Regions from separate parts of the Homo sapiens genome. Here region 1 is linked to region 2. The links are chromatin loops, found by intact Hi-C in ENCODE. Cell type or tissue: Calu3. All regions are shown on one strand. Each heading gives the region's core, and the rest is flanking DNA. Links, peaks and the distances in the headings are about the cores only.

Region 1 (5,387 bases), core at 310-5,309, 75 kb before region 2:
AGATGTCTTTGTGGTATACCTTCAATTAAAAAGCTCAGAAAGTCCAGTATAGAAAGTATGGACCCAGAATGGGCAGAACTGGAGAGACTCATGACTATTCTTCACCTCTTGGATAAACACCAAAATGGCAACAAGAAGTGAGAGCTAAAAGTTCCAAGTCAGAAAAGCACAAAAAGTAGATACAAGAACCCAAAAAGACATAGTAGTCAGTGCATATTTTGCAAAGGAGCAGATTTTTCTGCATGTCTCAGAGGGTATTAAAGGAGTGTTATCCACCAATATTTCTTTTCTAAAGTAGCTGCAGGTTAGCATCATATCCAGCTACAGTGAGATTAGGGACATCTTAGCATTCTGACTACCATAAAATGTAACTAGACTAAACTAGAAGGTTTTAGTTCCAATTCCCTAATTATAGAAGAGTATCTGATTGATCCAGGCCAATCAAGTTATCACCTCTGCTCCAATCACAGTGGACCACATCATATAGTATAAACATGACTCTTACAGTAAGAAAACCTGAAAACATATCTACGAGAATAGGTTATGGTAATATCACTACCTGGCAGGAAGAGTGCTAGTCTATCAGGTTACATAATCTCTGGGCAATTCCACAGAGACTTTACAGTTGGGTTTCTTTTAATGAGTCTGTCTCATCTGTCTCATTAAGATCAATGGTGTAGTTATTAATAAAAACATGGCCATGGCCACACCTGTAGTCCCTGCTACTCAGGAGAAAGGCAGGATTGTTTAAGCCCAGGAGTTCGAGGCCAGCCTGGGCAACAGAGACAGACCACATCTAAAATAAATAAATAAATAAATAAATAAAATAAAAAAGTTGGGATTTTATCTGTTAATGTAAAAATAAAATACAATTTAAAAAAAAAACAGTGAGTTTTTTTTAAACTTTTGCATGGACACACACCCAATTCCCACAGATCAGTTAAATTATCACTGCAGTTTATGAGACCAGATACTTTTTGTTACAAATACATACTTATGCTTAATTCTCTAAACACAGTGAATTCTTCCATAACACAAAATAAGCCCAAATTCTGAGGTTTTTTTAATGTTGTAAAGTTATACTGCATTTAACTTTTTTATGTGAATAGTTTCAAATTACATTTTCAACTGGGAGCATGGATCAGTGGTTAAAAACAGGAAGTTTGATGAGCAAACTTGAAACCAGTGAAAATACAGAAGATAATGAGGGAAATTCAGAAAAATCTGAAATCGGCGACAGATGTGACAGTTATGGAGCAGTTCCTAAGTTTTCCCACATGAACCTGGTAGTGGAAAGCAAGATTGCAATATCCTGCCAAACATGCCAAACAAGCAGTAAATCAGCAGAAGGCAATCATAGGCTGTTCTCACATGCTGATTGAAAGTGATTTTCTTAGTATTTTGGATATTTAATAAAAGTTTTGTGACTCTCGTTAATCCTGGAATAATAATTGTATGAGACCACGATGCTAGCAGAATTATTTAAAAACCAATCATGCAAATTTTAACAAAGAGCACCAGAATTCAATGAAAAGCCCAGTTTAAGAGGCCAAAAAGAAATTTCTTGAAGTTTTCCTCAAAGATAATTTCTGAATCTTCTTAGAAAGAGAAGCCTATATACTTGTAGAAACTAAAGTGAAATAGAGAAAGGAAAGCTTTAAAGGCATCATTTCAAATAATTCATTTTTAGAGTTCAAAAAGCATCAACAACTGTTTAGGAGAATAAAGTTAACCAGATTTTTTTTATCTTGCATTTAAATTAAAACATCAATATTAATTTAACCTTTTTCTTGGTCTTTGCTTGCTAAACTTATAATGGTGTATTTGATGATAAAATGATGAGTAAACAAATTTTCCCTGAGTTATGGGTATATATTCAATCTCAGACACACAAAGCTGTTGGAGGGATGACGATCACAGCCCAAGCCCTCACAAAACCTGAATGCCAAGCAACTTAAGCAGAATTCACCAAAACCACACCATCTCAGAGATTGCCTTCTGATTTTCAAAGTGTGTCTAATGGAGCAGTAAATGCTCTATGTTATGCTTAAAAATGTGTTTTGAATACTATTCTTTTTAGACAAGTTTATAATGAAATGAAACTTTGTCAACCATATAGATGTGTGCTGTCTTAACCAGAAGAAACGACTGGTCAGGGTTAAACTGCTATTTTTCATCTTAAAGAACTTTTTTAATCGGACTTAATTTGGCTACTCAAAGGCCTTCTTGGATGATATCCAAGTTCTTACTTATGATTTAAGTTTGTGAAATAAGTGGCTTATGTAAGGGTAAGATATGACTACAAACCGTCCAAGATTTGTGTTAGTTCGACTTAACAATGGTGTGAAAGCAACATGCGTTCAGTAGAAACCATACTTCAATGATTGCATACCTATGCAATCATTCTGTTTTTCACTTTCAGTGCAGTAGTCAATAAAGTACATGTAATATTCAATACTTTATTATAAAATAGGCTTTGTGTTAGATTATTTTGCCCAACTGTAGGCTAATGTAAGTGTTCAGAGCATGAGTAAGGTAGGCCAGGCTAATCGATAATGTTCAGTCAGTTAGGTGTATTAAATGCATTTTGAACTCATGGTATTTCAAGTTTGCTATGGGTTTATCGGGACTTAACTCCTTCATAAGTTGAGGCACATCTGTATTATTAAATCCTAGTCAAGCCAAGCCAACACCATCAGTCCCAGCAACACTGAGTGACCTGCCCCAGGCATTTTCTGAGGTGCTTACCTTACTCTTATATCCCACCTTGAAAGAATCAGACTCTGAGAAGTCTTGTCACAAACCTGTGGTCCATCAATTAACAAGCTTTTATTGAGCACCATTCTGTACTCAGCACTTACATTCACGAAACCTTAAACTCCTCTGTGTACTTAGTCTGTTTTATCTCTGCTTCTGTCAGAATGAGTGCCGTTACATGAGGGATCCCAGGATCCCACCAGCTTGCCTGACATATCGGGTTTCAGGGCGCCGCTGTGATGACTTACAGCCCAGTCTTTTCAGTACATTGTCATTTCCTCTCTTTACCACATCTCATTCTTTCCAGGGCATTTCCTCTATTTTCAAATACAGGGCAGTTTGCCAACATATCTTCTGTTTTGGAATAGTAATCATTACACTATGCCGAGAATTTAAAAAGCATTAGAATGGAGACTGCTTTTAAATCCCCCTCACTCTGTCAGCATAATCCTAGGTATTGCTGCTTCTCTTGGGACACGTACTTATTTCTATTTCTTACTTTTCTGACCGAATTCCAATAATTACCTCATAACCCAAGGAAGCTGCCCTTTTTTCTTATTATTCCTCTTATCTTTTCTCTTTCTCTTCTCATAAACAGTGGTTCTGTTGTCTATAAGACTTTCACTTTCAAGCATAGGTCTGTATATCAAAGTTAAACTATTTTAATTGAACCAAAAGGTTTTCAGGGCCTGCAAGACTAGCTACTTAAAAATATAGATATATTAATTAGACACAGGCTCAAAACCTTATTGTATCATGAAGGGAGGAATGGGTAAGTGTGAACAAGTAAATAAATAACCACTAAAATGAGAACTAAGGTGAACATGAGAGGTGCAAAGTCTTTTGGGGGCCAAAGCAGAGAGAAATCCCATATGTTTAAAGAATCAGGGAAAGCATCATGGTAGAAATAGATTTCAAAGATTGAGACTGCATCGTTGTCAATCCTAGACCCAGGAGGAAAGTTAATAGAATAGAAAAGTAAGGACATGTTGAAGGAACAGTGAATGGTACCACTTGGCCAAAATAGACCTCACATGTAAGAAAGTCATGGCACATATGTCTCTAAGATAACTTGGTCCACATGTTTTCCTACTTCATTTTCTTGGAAATGATGAATAAGTGAAGTCTTCTGAGCAGAAGGGTGTCCTAATCAGAGCACACATGAGGAAGAAAAACCAACCAGCAGTGAATGCGGTGAATCCAAATGTCTGAAGCAGGAGCAAGAGCCATGTCGGGAGCCGCAACAATTGTCCAGACAAGAAGCAACACAGTCCTGAACTGAGCAGGCCACAACGGAAGGAAGAAAGGAGAAAAAAAACGTGGAATGAGCATCTGCATTTCAGGAACTGCATGAGGTCCTTGATGCATATTATTCCATTTAATGGAAAAGAAAAGTGAGTATGAGAGGCATAACCACGATTAGGGAAAAGAATGAGATCAGTATTTATTTAGGACTCCACATAAAATGTGCAGCTCTCATCCAATCCTCTCAATTGGCTAGGTAGGGAATGTTATATTCCCTGCTTTATACATAAGGATATCAAGACTCTGGTGAGCTTAACTAACTGGCTCAAGACCAAAAGGGTAGTAAGTAGCAAAACCATGATCTGAACTCAGACTTATCTGACAGCAAAATAGATGCTCTTCCCACCCTGTGTACCACAAAGCCTATAGAATCTTCCTTACTCCATAATTTAGTAGGCACAGGGTGTGAGAAGTAAGGACGAATAAAAAATTACTTGTGAGTTGTGAAAGATGATTCATTAATAGTGGTGTCATTTATAAAAACAAAATAGAGACAATCAGTTGGAGTTTGGAGTTTGATGAACATAAGTTAATGGGCTTCATTTTAGATACACTGAGTTTAAAATCCTGGCTGGTTACCTAAGTAAGAAAGTCTTAACAGCAATTGGAAATTGCTAGATTTTAGAATCATCAGGAGAAAGATTTTGAGATGAAGGGAAAAAAGATTGAAGAAATTCATGTGTAAAGCAATGTGAGTAGATAAGAAGTCACATGAGGCAAAGAATGTGGAGAAGATTTTATTTTATTTATGGAGCAGTAGAAAGAAAAAGCAGCTAGTGAAGGAGGTGGAAGAGAAGTTTCCAGAAAGATAAAAGAACCAGCAGGCTATGGTATCACAGAGGCTATAGAAGGAGAACATTCAACAAACTGAAATTTCTGCAGAGACAACAGGGAGAATGAGGACTGAGACAAGTCCATTAGATTTGTTGGATATGAAACTAAACTCTCAGTGATTTTCCAGAAGGTGGTTTCATAGAGGGGTAAAGGTAGAAACCATATTACAAGGGGTTAAGAAGTGAATGTATAAGCAGGAAGTGAAAGCAGAATTTGTATTCTTTTAGAAGAAGTGTGGTAATAAACGGAAGAAAGATAAGGCAGTAACCTGCTACAGCAGCAGGGTCAGAGGGGGGTTATTTTAGGATACAGAGGGCTGGCCATATTTGTGGCAGAGGAGGAGAGATTGGAGATTGAAGATGGAAGAAAGATAGGGCTTAAAGGATGGAGCAAAACTGAGAGGAGGTGAGCAGTAATAGAATTAAGAGCAGTGTTCTTGGCAAGGAAAAAAGCAAGTTACCTTGTGCTGAGGTAGAAAAAAGGAAAAGAGG
Region 2 (5,387 bases), core at 198-5,197:
GTAACATCTGAGGCAAAGATAGCCCTAGGACCATCTTAGAATTCTGCCTACGATTCCAATGCTAGATTCTATCCAGCACCACTCACCTTCTTCGTGTCCTCAAAAATACCACTCACCCAGACATTTTAAAGTTGTATTTAAAAAGTAAATGCTGCAGTGGCACACACCTGTAATCTCAGCACTTTGGGAGGCTGAAAAGGGAGCATTGGTTGAGGCCAGGAGTCTGGCCTGGGCAATATAGTGAGACCCCCATCTTTACAACAAGAATAAATTAGCCGGGCATGGTAGTGTGCACCTGTAGTCCCAGCTACTCAGGAGGCTGAGGAGGGAGAATCACTTGACCCCGGGAGGTCAAAGCTGCAGTGAGCTATGATCATGCACTGCACTCCAGCCTGGATGATAGAGTGTGACAAAGAGAGGGGAGGGGAGAGGGAGGGAAGAAGGGGAGGGGGAGGGGGACAGGGGAGCAGAAAGAAAGGAAAGAAAGAGAAGGAAGGAAGGAAGGAGAGAGGAGAGAGAAGGGTTGGAAGAAAGGAAAAAAGGAAGCAAGGAAGAGAAAATTCAGATTCAGAGCTCACTTTCCTGATTGCAATAATTAAGTCTGGAATATGACAGAAAATACCAGATATGAAAGTTAGAGGAATTGTGTTTTAATCCCAGGAGGTCAGGGAAAGGAGCAGTCAGTAAGAGCTGGAAAAAGCTTAATAGAGAAAGTGGCACCCAAGCAGGGCTTTCTAGGATGCACAGAATTTGGGGAGGTGAGGACTTGACAAGAGACAGGAATAAACAGAGCATCAGCTGATACAGTGAAGAGACCCACCTGATAGCCCACTGGGGAAAAATGAGATGAGATTAGACAGGCAGGGTCAAGCTAAGGTCAACATAGCTTTGTAAACCAGGACAAGAGTTTGCATCTGATTCAACAGGCAGCATTGAGCCTTTGAAAAACTTTCTCTGTTTCTTTAACAGTATGCCAAGTAGTGGAAATTTTGGGATTGGTAAGAAAAGCAGGAAGATTGGAGGAAGAATAATTAGAAAGCTATTTACTGGGGACACAAGTTACTTATCTGTTAGCGACTCTTACTGACAATCTATAATGCTTGGAGTGGGCTTTAACTTATTCTAGAACAAAATATGGGGGCAAGAGGAAACAAAAATGGCAAAATGTTTATAATTGATGAAGTTTCATGATAGATGTATGTGTTCAATATACTATTCTGCCTACTTGTATGTGTGTTTGAATGTTTCCGTAATAAAAAGTCAGGTTCCTGTCTATTGTGGTAATCCAAGAATAAAGCCTTGAAAACCTAGATGTGGGTGGTGGCGGAGAAAATAGAAAAAAAAAAAATTAACAGACTTTTTTTAGCTACCCTATTAACTGATTAATAGACATTTTGACCTTGATAACAAATTTGATATAACTTTAGCTGAGGGAAGAAACAAAACTGATTGATTTATATAGATAGGGAAATAGAATAATGTCATAAAAGAAAAACTTGTCAGCTGTCTATAAATCCTGCACTTTAAATGACGTACCTCATTAGCCTGTATGATTAGAATGTGTATAGAAATTAATAACCTGTGTAAATTAAACTTCTGTCTATACATCTTCTTATTACACCACATTGGCAGGATCATGGATGGCTCACTGCAGCCCGGAACACTGGAGGCCCAAACAGTCCTCCCACCTCAGCCTCCAAGTAGCAGACACTACAGGCATGTGCCACCACACCTGGCTAAAAATTTATCTTTAAAAAAATTTTCCAGGAATATTTTGAGTAGAGGCACCATCCAAATGCTTACTTGTTTTCCCAAATGATATATTTTGAATTTTCCTTTGATATATTTTTCAAAATATATATTGGGATATATTCAAATATATCCCAAATGATATATTTTGAATTTCCTGGTGTAAGAAGTTACACCAGACAAAATTGCTATCCTGAAGACGACCAATTCTTCCATATCTGTGAGAGCCTAAAAAGGAGAATTTTTTGAAAATTTTAAAATATTCTGGAAGGAATACTTCTTGGGAGCAAAAAGAAAAGGATACCTTTTTTAAAGACAAAAGAAAAATGATATCTAATGTAAAAAAAAAAACACCTCTGGCACCAATTCAGAAAAGCAGACTCTCACTGGACACACTCCCACTGAGGCAAACACCAAAACTAACCCTAGAGTGCTGGAAGAAAATAGCAGTTCGCCTCCAGACCAGTCGACACCTGGGGCTTCCACGAAGGCCAATCAGGAAGTACCCTACAGTCTTACACAATCACTTGAAATTAAAGTACTACCTGAGAGATGTTTGGCTGCAAATAGGGAGAGCAGGCCATGTGAATTAAGATACCATGAATTGAGTTAATAAAAATAAATAGTAATTTGAAACTTAAACCCCAGATCAATTAAGCTAAGGAATCTAGTGTTGTTTCACAATCTGAAATTTGTCCCGATTGTCAAGCCTACAGGAACTATGCTGATCCAACAGGTAAACACATGCTGGATCCAACTACCAAGTTCCCAGAGCTGCTGAAATCTTTATTTCTGGAGCAAAAGCCAGAATCCTATCACTTAAAAAGATAATATCTAGAGTTAAAACAGTCTATTTCAATTGAGTTTTAGCAAAGTGGAATCAATTGTTATTGTATGAAACTGGATTTGACCCTTGACTTTTAAACATTTGCAGTTTTCAGTGACTAACTCCTCTACTGTTATCATTCCAAGATCAGATGCCGTAAAGCATAGGATTTTAATTTGATTTGGGATCATGTTGCTTCTCACACAGCTCTAGGTAGTGTGATCCAAGGTGAAGAGCAGCAGATTCATTCACATGTGTACCAGGGAGCAAAATGACAAGAGACAATTATAAAAGCTTTGTTGGAAGTTTAGGATACTTAAAGCTCTTTTAATCATTATCATAATTTTTGAGTTACAGCTCAATAAATATTTTTGTTTCTCTTAAAGTTTATCAATGGTAAATGAGTTGCCTGGTCAATGTTTAGTATTATAGCTAATAAATGAAATAGAGATATTTTACCATACATTAGATCAATAATAATATGTAAAAGATACCATAGATTCTGAAGACAGGCTATAGGATTGCTCAGAAAGAAATATTCATAAGTTCTAGAGATCTATTGTACAACATTGTCCCTATTATTGTACACTTTACAATTTCGTAAGAAAATAGAATGTTCTTACCATGATAAAATGATTTTTTAAAAAAGGAAATATTAATCTTACTCATTTTTTAAGAGAAATAATGATAACAGAAATTATTATAAATCCTCTTTCCTGGTGTAGTAAGTTTTAAGTTAAGGCTGCCCAAAGATATGTCCACATCCTAATCCTCAGAACCTGTGAATGTGACCTCATTTGGAAAAAAAGTCTTTGTACAATTTAGAATACTGAGGCCGGGCGTGGTGGCTCATGCCTATAATCCCAGAACTTTGGGAGGCCGAGGCAGACAGATCACTTGAGGTCAGGAGTTCGAGACCGTCATGGCCAAAATGATGAAACCTCGTCTTTACTAAAAATACAAAAATTAGCTGGACATGGTGGAGCACGCTTGTAATCCCAGCAACTTGGGAGGCTGAGGCAGGAGGATTGCTTGAACCTGGGAGGCAGAGGTTGCAGTGAACTGAGATCGTGCCACTGTACTCCAGCCTCGGTGACAGAGTTAGACTCCGTCTCAAAAAAAAAAAAAAAAAAAAAAGGTCAGGTGCCGTGGCTTACACCTGTAATCCCAGCACTTTGGGAGGCCAAAGTGGGCGGATAATCTGAGGCCAGGAGTTCGAGACCAGCCTGACCAACATGGTGAAACCCCGTCCCTATTAAAAATACAAAATTAGCCAGGTGTGTAGCCAGGTGTGGTGGTGCATGCCTGTAATCCCAGCTACTCGGGAGGCTACTTGAATCCAGGAGGTGGAGGTTGTAGTGAGCCAAGATGGCACCATTGCACACTCCCCCTCAAAAATAAATAAATAAATAAAATTGAGATGAGGTCATCCTGGATTACTCAGGTGGCCCCTAAATTCAGTGGTAAGAGTCCTTGTAAGAGATATACAGAGAGGAGGCACAGGGAGGAGAAGGCCATGTGGAGATGGAGCAGACACTGGAGTTATATTGCCACAAGGCAGGGAACACCTGGAGTCACTAGAAGCTGGAATAGAAGGCATGAATTCCACCTAGAGCCTTTGGAGGGCACATGGTTCTGCCAACACCTTGGTTTCAGAATTCTGGCCTCCAGAACTATGACAAAATGAATTTCTCCGAGTTAAGCCACCAAGTTTGTGGTTATTTGTTAGACAGTCCTAGGAAACTAATATACTTGAGAAACTTAAACACCAGAATCACCTTAGAAAAGTGATTTCTGAAAGCAGGAAAAAAAAATAAGGTGACTCATGATTGTATCTTCAAAGCTAGTTTCTATACCATAGGATCCAACGTGCCTGGCACACTGCACATCTTCATCAGTTGCCACTTCATCCCCATACGCATTCCAGAAACCCATTCTGTTACCACCATATGGCTACTGCCCAACCACAGCTACTCTCCAAAGTCTGCATTTCCTAATTAATTTAGACTAAAACTGCATTAGAATCACCACATATAATCTGCCAGAAGCCCTGAAAATCCTGGAGATTCTGATTCAGGAAACCTGGGGTGGGGCCTAAGTATTTGCATGTTTAACAAGCTTCACATAAGATACTAATGTCGACCAAAGACTGAAACTTTGAACCTAGGGCACTCAGCAGCTGCACTATCTCACCCCCAAACCCTCTTGAGCTGACAGGCAAGGGGAATGGTGTGATGGAGAGAGCAGGGACAACAGGCCAGAGGACAAGGAGTACAAAGGAAAAAGCAAGACACATTTTGAGAGGAATCTACAATCAGCTGGGCGTGATGGCTCATGCCTGTAATCCCAGCACTTTGGGAGGCTGAGGTGGGCAGATCAGTTGAGACCAGAAGTTCGAGACCAGCCTGGCCAACATGGTGAAACCCCATCTCTATTAAAAATACAAAAACATTAGCCAGGTGTGGTGGTGCGTGCCTGTAATTTCAGCTACTCAGGAGGCTGAGGCACAAGAATTGCTTGAACCTGGGAGGTGGAGGCCGCAGTGGGCCAAGATCTTGCCACTGACTCCAGCCTGGGCGACAGAGCGAGACTCCGTCTCAAAAAAAACAAACACACACACAAACAAAAACAACCAATCTTACCCCTCCTAGAAATGTGCCACCCATGCAATGTTTCTGGGTCTGCACAGACTCCAAAGGCTTGAAGCATAAAAGTACTGGATTAAGTCATAAACTGTATGTAGATAATAAAAATATTTATACACTGAAGAATAAAATATGCCAAGAAAAAAAATTTTTACAAAGTGTTGAAA

Evidence for each region. A loop is a pair of places that touch in the nucleus more often than their neighbours do. Peaks named below come from ENCODE experiments on the same cell type or tissue, not always from the same donor. Only the 100,000 strongest peaks of a DNase experiment are listed, where the experiment ranks them.
Region 1: a loop joins it to region 2, with 5 times the contacts of the local background. A loop is called at or near these places in 15 of 110 quality-filtered maps.

Annotation. Positions count from the first base shown.
Region 1 is chr3:101,938,387-101,943,773 of GRCh38, reverse strand. It overlaps RDUR (RIG-I dependent antiviral response regulator RNA), which reads right to left and starts at 2,915. Exons shown (of 4, transcript NR_026934.1): 1 at 2,749-2,915. In Calu3, for the core only: no CTCF peak of the experiment used is centred there; a DNase peak (open chromatin) is centred at 2,993.
Region 2 is chr3:101,863,162-101,868,548 of GRCh38, reverse strand. No RefSeq gene overlaps it. Among named protein-coding and RNA genes, the nearest start is that of NFKBIZ, 16 kb to the right of the region's middle. In Calu3, for the core only: no CTCF peak of the experiment used is centred there; a DNase peak (open chromatin) is centred at 2,218.